2 separate regions of the Homo sapiens genome follow, and region 2 is linked to region 1. Evidence: chromatin contacts called from ENCODE Hi-C or POLR2A ChIA-PET data. All regions are on one chromosome and are shown on one strand. The core of a region is the stretch at or near the end of the contact, and the rest is flanking DNA. Distances in the headings are between cores, read along the strand shown.

Region 1 (3,926 bases), core at 1,427-3,926:
CCAATGAACTAGTCGACCAATCAATCAGGGAATCGGTCAACCAACCAAATAAATCAGTCAACCAACCAATCAACCCATTAATCAACCAATGAACCAGTTAACCAAAACCCAACAAATTAGCCAATGAAAGAATCAGTCTTAACCCATAAGAGGGTCCAGGAGAAAAAAAAAATTAAAAAAGAAAAAAAGAACCAGCCAACCAACCAATGACTCAAGCAACAGTCAACCAAGCATTTCTTCAACCATTCCAACATCTCCTTTACCGAGTACTCTGTATCTGTGGTGTCTCTATTCTCTCTTTTTAAAAGGCAAACTAGATCACATTACACACACAGATACACACGCACATATGCCTTGTTTCATCTTTACTCATTAATTATTGAAAACCCACTATGTGCCAAGCATTTGGGATACAGTAATGAATGAAATGATTCCTGCCTCCTGAGGGCTTCTGCATATACAGTTCCCTCCAACTAAAATGCTCTTCCCTTGGGTGTTTTCCTCATTCCTTCCCTACTTTTTTTTTATTTTAAGGGATAGGGTTTCACTCTGTTGCCCAGGCTGCAGTGCAGTGGCATCATCTTGGCTCACTGCAGCCTAGACCTCCCAGGCTCAAGCGATCCTCCCACCTCAGCCTCCCAAGTAGCTGTGACTACAAGCGTGAGCCACCATGCCTGGCTAATTTTTTTTTTCCTATAGATATGAGGTCTCGCTATGTTGCCCACGTCCTGAACTCCTGGACTAAAGCAATTCTCCCCGCTTGGCCTCCCAAAGTGCTGGGATTACAGGCCATCATGCCTGGCTTCCTTCCCATCATTTATGCCTCAGTCAACATGTTACCTACTTGGAGAAGGTTTTCTGGCTACCCATTCTATATTAGGTCCCCTTTGTCATTTTGTAGCTCAGCTGCTAGGTGTTTTTGACTTATTCCAATACACTCTCATTTAATTTATCTCTGGTCTACTCCCCACAGTGTGAGCTGCTGGAAGGCACAGACCATGTTCTTCTTGTTCCCAGCCGTATCCTCAGCACCTAAAACAGTGCCTGGCACATTGTAGGCACTCAATATTTATTGAATACATGGATGAGTTCTTCCTCCCCCATCTTCCCCTGCCCTCCACTCCCCAGCTCCACCTTCCACCTGCCCTTACCTGCCAGGGGCTCTCCCCCCACTGGAAGCCCGCCCTCCAGGGCTCCCCCAAGGACCTCATAGGGAGCCAGGGGGGCAGGGGCCGGGGGGAGTTTCCCATAGTCTACGAGCCATCCCAGCCCACTAGCTGGGAGCAGGGCCCTGTCCAGCTCCAGCCCCAGGGTCGCCAGGAGTGACATGGCTGTAGCACAGGTGCTGGGCACTGATGGCAACAGGAGAGGCTGCACCAGCAGCTGGCACGAGGCTCTGGAGGATGCTCAGGTGGGCGAAGACAGGCACCAAGGCGAAAGTGGAAGACCTACACGCGTGAGACAAGAGTGGGTGTGGTCAGGACAGCGTCATCCACCGGCCAAAATCAAGGGGAAGCCAAGCCACACCCCCAGGCACGTCCATGAGGCTCCTCCCTCCCCCTTCCAACCACCGTTTAGAACACTAAGCCTCAGCCTCTCCGAATTCTAAATTTGCCCTTTCTTTACCCAAATCTCTGAGCCCCACCCACTCCCAAGGGAATTTCTTTAGGTCCTAAAGTAGGACCGATGCCCCACCCCTTCCCCCAATACAGAAAAAAAAAACCTAAAGGTCTCCCAGGGGAATTACCTTAGGCCCCTCCCATCCACCTCAGAATATTTCGCCTCAAGGAAAAACTCAATCCCAGGGACATTTTCTTCCAGCCACGCCCCTTCCTCTAAAATATTTCCTTTTGGCCCCACTGCCTTCCTAGCTTCCATCCCAAACCAGTTCCCAGGGGAACTGCCCCAGGCCGCAGCCCTTCAGCAATGTTATCCACTCAAATCCCACTCCTCGCTCTGCCGCTGCCCCTCCAAGCCCCGCCCCTCATTGTTTATTTAGCTCCGCCCCTCCCCCGATTCCCCAGAGGCCCCGCCTCTTTGTCACATCGAAACCCCACCCCTCAACTAACGGTTGGTTTAGCCCCGCCCCTTCTCACAATGTGCTTCCGAAATCCCACCCATCGTGACGACAGTGGTTCTATCCCCACCCACTTAGAGGGTTGCCTCTGGGTCCCGCCTTCTGCCCTGTCAATCTAAGCCAGTCCCCGCCTCAGCAGGTGCCTGGTTTAAAAGGAAGGAAGCTGGGCTGTGAGCCAGAGCAACGTGGGGCAGGGAGGGTGGAGGAGGGTAGAGGGGGCACGCGGAGAACGGCTACCCGAACGCCACCCGTCCACACGCGGCTCTGCGCCGAGGGCCAAGGCGCATGCTACGTCGCCCGAGCGGTCCAATTGCCTTTACACCTCCGCCCTCTTGGGGATCAATGCGCATGTGCGGCCATTCAGGGTCCGCAGCTCTTTCACTACGGGGCACTGGTGGGCTACTGCGCAGGAACAACCAAGCACGAAGAATCGTTTAGAAAAAAAAAAAACACACCCTCCCCTGGAGTGCTCAGGCCCAGCTGCACGCGGGCTGACAAACATCGAGTCTAGAACTCTCCCACCCGGCCCCGGGCCCAGTGCGCATGCGCAGCCGCGCGCCTTCGGCCCACCGTACTACTTCTGCGCCTGCGCGACCGTGATTCCCCGCTCGCGACTCCCCACCCCCCAGGGCTCCCTAAAGAGGGCCACGAGCTGCGAAAGGGCGGGAAAGGCAGTTGGAGAAGAGGTAAGCGGTTACTCACTCCATGGCTGCAGCAAGGAGAGGCGGCGGCGGCCTCGGCTGAAGAAAGAAGGTGGGAGCGGAGAGCGCAGGCGTGGTGAGCGCGGAGACGGGCCGGGGGCACAAAGGGGTCGAGGCTACAGAGCCATGGCCGGGGCTACGCAGGCAGAGGCGGCGACACTGTAGTGAGAAGAGACTGTGATCCGAGGACAGGGAATGAGGCGGCCCCGGGGACTGGGGACAGATATATACTGGGTGGCGGAGCACGGCCCTCCCGGATCCTTCCGCGCCCCGCCCTCGCGCGGCCCCAACCGGGAGGCAGCCGGGTCCCCTCCTCCTGGGGATCAGGGGATCCGAGCCTTTCCTTCCCACTCCTAGGGTCCGGGACCCTCCTCCCTCTCAGCTGGGGATCCGACCTCTTCCCTCTGAGCCGGGGATCCAGCCCTCTCCTTGTGGCTCCGGGGTCTGGTTTCCTCCTCCTGACTCTAAGCTCTGGTTTCTTTCTCTTTCTGCCTCTGAGGTCTGGGCCTGCTTCCTCCTGTGATTTTGAGGATCCAGCCTCATTCTCTTCCCGCAGACCTGCACCAGTTCATTTCTCTTTCCCTTTCCTTGCTTGCAGAATTTCCTGCCAGTCACTTTTCACTTCTTCATCCCCCAGCTGCTGACTCTGAGAAACCCTCGTGGGTTAGAGTCCAGCATGAGTCACAGCACTCTCCCAAATACAGACCTGCCAGGATGGCCTCGGGCAAATAACTTAAGTTCTCTTACTTCATTTCCCTATCTGTAAAATAAGAAAAATCAACTCGCCTGGTGGGTTTATGAGACTCAAATAAGACGATGTCTGGCAAGCCTTATGCACAGAGCTCAACTCATACATTCCTGTTCAACTGTTTTTTTTTTTTGAGACGGAGTCTCTCCGTCTCTGTCGCCCAGGCTGGAGTGCAGTGGCGCGATCTCGGCTCACTGCAAACTCCGCCTCCCAGGTTCACGCCATTCTCCTGCCTCAGCCTCCCGAGTAGCTGGGACTACAGGCGCCCGCCACCACGCCCGGCTAATTTTTTGTATTTTTAGTAGAGACGGGGTTTCACTGTGTTAGCCAGGATGGTCTCAATTTCCTGGCCTCGTGATCCGCCCGCCTCGGCCTCCCAAAGTGCTGGGATTACAGGCGT
Region 2 (3,926 bases), core at 428-2,927, 550 kb before region 1:
GGCAAGGGGGCATTTAAAGAGTGTTTCTCTTCTTTCATGTCCCACTTTCCCCTAACCTGAGGCAAATCTGTTAGTAAATGGTTGTTAGTAAATGTCATACGACGGGAGGCACCCAGACTCCAAGTCTTGACTTCTCAGGGCACCAATGTTAAGTGTCTAGGAGAGGACGTTGCCTGACTCACCGATCTCAAATGAGTGCTCCAGCAGCAGCCCCACCGTGCCACAGGCCTCGCCCTCTCGACCTTCCGCCCCAGCCTGCAGAGGACACAGAAGGCCCCAGGTGAGGACCACCCAAGCCCTCAGCATAGTAGTCACCCACAGAACCCAGGACAGACAGACTGGTGGGCTGAGGGAGGAGCCTTATCTTCAAGTTAATCACTGCTGCTTGCCTTTATTTCACTAGAAACCACCCATTTCATGAATATTCATACTCTGCACTCCCTCACCCCCAGAAAACCAGACCCTACAAACATGCCTAACCTCATTGCCAAAGCAACTATCCCAAGGTCACTTCCAAGCCTTGCGCCACAAATACTCATGAGTTAAATGACACTCTCCCTCTCCCAAGCCTTCTTTTTCATGCTAATATTCAAATGGCCTCCTTATCACCTGACAGCCCAATAGCCAAGATGCAGCCTGAGTTCAGTCCCTATTAAGCACATTCAAGATTCATGCTTTCCTTTTCTCCAACCTCCAAACTTGCATACTCACGCATATTTAGGAGACAAAACTCATCTCCACTTCCTCAAGAGCCCCCTCCCACGCCTTATTTTCTTTTTCTGAGACAGGGTCTCGCTCAGTCGCCCAGGCTGGAGTGCAGTAGCGTGATCTCAGCTCCCTGCAACCTCTGCCTCCTGGGTTCAAGCGATTCTCCTGCCTCAGCCTCCCGAGTAGTTGGAATTACAGGCACCTGCCACCACATCCAGCTAATTTTTGTGTTTTTAGTAGAGACGGGGTTTCACCATTTTGAGCAGGCTGGTCTTGAACTCCTGACTTCAAGTGGTCCGCCCGCCTCGGCTTCCCGAAGTGCTGGGATTACAAGCATGAGCCACCGCGACCGGCCTAATTTTTTTTTTTTTTTTAGTATTTTTTGTAGAGACAGGGCTCGCTATGTTGCCCAGGCTGGTCTTGAACTCCTGGCCTAGAGCAATCCTCCCGCCTCGGCCTCCCTAAGCGTTGGGATGACAGATGAGCCACCGCGCCCGGCTTCACCTTGCCTCTTTCATTTCAACCGCCCGGACGTCGGATTCTCCAAGATTCCACACCCCCAGCCCCGCCCCCTCATACATATTCCCGAGCCAGAGCCTTCCGACAGGTGCGCTTGTCCTCCCACCCAGTCCTTGCAACCCGGTGCACTGGCGAGGCCCCTCCTGCGCGTGCGTGACTGAGGCCTGGCTTTCCAGGGATCTCCCACCTCTTCCCTCTCAGCCCTGCGCAGCCTCCTTCCGTCTGTAACTCACCTAAAGACCCAAGACCTGCGACATCCGTAGACCGCGCCCGCTATGCACAGCTAAAGAGCACTCACCCCTCGCGCACCAGTCCCGGCCCGGCAGCCGCTGCCCCGGGCTCGACTGGGCGCTGCTACCGCCATCAGCAAGAGCAGGAGCAGCCGGGTTGCCCCAGCGCTGGCTGCCGCCATCTCGGCTTCTTCCCACCAGCGAAGGGACGGCTGTGAGCCAAGAGCCGCGGAGCACGCCGGGAGGAACAGGCCGCATCCTGACGCCCGTGCGCCTGCGCTGGGCCCCGGCACCTGCGCACTGGCACCCGTCCGCACCTGGGGCCTGACGTCAGCAGGATGGGGCCGCCCCTTTGGCCTGATCTCCAGGAGCCGCCCCCTCCAGGGACGTCATCACAAATCAGGAGCCCGCTCTTGTGTGACGTCATAAAGCCCGCTCCGCATCATGACGTCACAGTGCGCGTAGTCCCGCCCCCTCGCTTTCTCCCTCTGCTCCTCCGTCCGCTCCCGTCGGACGGGGACATTGCAATGAGGCGGGATCGCGGCCCTAAGCCGGCCCTGGGTGGAGCTGGCGAGGTGGAACCAGGTGGGATGGCAGGTGAGAGAGGGGAGCCAGGCCTAGAGGGGTTGGACCTGGTGAAGGAACCAAGTAGGATGGGGCCGGCAATTCGGGGGCATCTGATACCCCGTCCTCTCCGCGGGGCTGTGCCGGGCCCTCTCAGTTGGGAAGCCAGGCACAGCCTCCCAGGATCGACCCCCAGACTTCGTCCTGGTAAAATGCCTCCTGGTTGCAGCCTCTCCCACGGGCCGTCCCAGACGGCTCCAACGCTACCTCCAGAGCGGCGAATTCGACCAGTTTCGGGACTTCCCCATCTTTGAGAGCAACTTCGTACAGGTAGGGAGCCCCAGAACCCCCTCATCCCCAGCCTCGGCCTGCCCCTCGACCTCCTCCTGACTTGGAAAGCCCCTGCTCCCCCATAACGTCCATCTCGTGGGATTCCCGACTCCCAACTCCTATGTGATCTCTGACACCCCATACTTCTAGTTCTCTAGATTCTTTGTGAACCCTGGCCTGTAACTCCCTTGCCTCAGTTTCCCTGACTTCACACCCATATGATTCTTGAACTTTAATTTCAAGATATCTGGCCCCCAGCCTGATTTTCAACTCACCTGGTTCATGACCTTTTCCCCTACCAAGATTCCTAACCTCTGATCCCTCCTCAGTTCTGCCCCGACATCTATCCTGCCCCGACCTCTGACCTCTGGCCCCAGGTGACTCGGTTGGGAGAAGTTGCCAACGAGGTCACCATGGGGGTGGCAGCCTCCAGTCCAGCCCTGGAGCTCCCGGACCTATTGCTTCTGGCCGGCCCTGCCAAGGAGAACGGACACCTGCAACTCTTCGGGTAACTGCCCCCACCTCAGCCGAGACCCCTTCCTCCCTCAGCTCCAGGCACCTGAGCCCCCAGCAGTACCTCCCCTCGTCCAGACCACCCCCAGGGCCAGGAGCTGGCAGTGCTACCGGCCCTCCCTGAGCTGCCATCTACCCGGGAGAACAAGGACAGAGCAGCCCTCAGGGGCCAGAAATCAGAGATTAGACAGACCTGAAGGGGACAGTCCTCAGCCATGCCCCAGCAGCGGTCAGGAGAATGATCATTTCCGCAGGGCCTGCTCATGCCAGACGCCCCTAGGCCGCGCATACGATCTCACCTCTGACCTCATATCTTCACATGGTGGGGTCCCTTAGCCCCATCCGCCAAAGAGCTAAACTGAGGCTCAGAGAGCCGGGAGCCAGTTGCCCAGGGTCCCACTGTGGCTCCAGAGTGGGCCAGGATTGGAATGCCAAGCTTGTCATGATTGTGGATCTCATGGTTCTTGAGCCCTCCTGTGCCTCACTCCACACTGCCCCTTTACGTCATATTTTTTCATTGAAAAAGTAATGCAGATCGGGTGCGGTGGCCCACACCTGTAATCCCAGCACTTTGGGAGGCCAAGGCAGGCAGATCATTTGAGGCCAGGAATTTGAGACCGGTCTGGCCAACATAGCAAAACCCTGTCTCTACCAGAAATACAAAAAATTAGCCAGGGCCGGGTGCGGTGGCTCACGCTTGTAATCCCAGCACTTTGGGAGGCTGAGGTGGGTGGATCACGAGGTCAAGAGAACGAGACCATCCTGGCTAACACAGTGAAACCCCGTCTCTACTAAAAATACAAAAAATTAGTCGGGCGTGGTGGTGAGCGCCTGTAGTCCCAGCTACTCGGGAGGCTGAGGCAGGAGAATGGCGTGAACCCAGGAGGCGGAGGTTGCAGTGAGCTGAGATTGCGCCACTGCACTCCAGCCTGGGCGACAGAGCGAGACTCCATCTCAAAAAAAAAAAAAAAAATTAGCCAGGTGTGGTGGCGGGCGCCGGTAATCCCAGCTACTCGGGAGGCTGAGGCAGGAGAATTGCTTGAACCCAAGAGGTGGAGGTTG

What was found. A loop is a pair of places that touch in the nucleus more often than their neighbours do. ChIA-PET counts read pairs that join two places held with the same protein, here RNA polymerase II (POLR2A). Pooled maps may share reads with other maps.
Region 2: a pooled map shows a loop between it and region 1 (10-fold over the local background). The contact joins the promoter of EMC10 here to the promoter of NUP62 in region 1. A Hi-C loop is called at or near these places in 1 of 37 single-sample maps with no recorded cell type and 6 of 50 pooled maps. POLR2A ChIA-PET finds 5 or more read pairs at or near these places in 2 of 52 experiments (HEK293 and activated CD4-positive, alpha-beta T cell).

The regions. Positions count from the first base shown.
Region 1 is chr19:49,928,254-49,932,179 of GRCh38, reverse strand. NUP62 (nucleoporin 62) reads left to right here and starts at 2,676. Exons shown (of 3, transcript NM_016553.5): 1 at 2,676-2,854. It overlaps ATF5 (activating transcription factor 5), which reads right to left and starts at 2,975. Exons shown (of 3, transcript NM_001193646.2): 1 at 2,780-2,975; 2 at 1,152-1,448. The coding sequence starts at 1,329. It also overlaps a transcript of IL4I1 not described here. RefSeq lists silencers at 2,186-2,235, 3,086-3,145.
Region 2 is chr19:50,474,258-50,478,183 of GRCh38, reverse strand. EMC10 (ER membrane protein complex subunit 10) reads right to left here and starts at 1,677. Exons shown (of 7, transcript NM_206538.4): 1 at 1,526-1,677; 2 at 183-255. The coding sequence starts at 1,639. It overlaps GARIN5A (golgi associated RAB2 interactor 5A), which reads left to right and starts at 1,336. Exons shown (of 5, transcript NM_001308429.2): 1 at 1,336-2,054; 2 at 2,251-2,351; 3 at 2,681-2,859. The coding sequence starts at 1,796. RefSeq lists enhancers at 1,473-1,672, 1,539-2,039.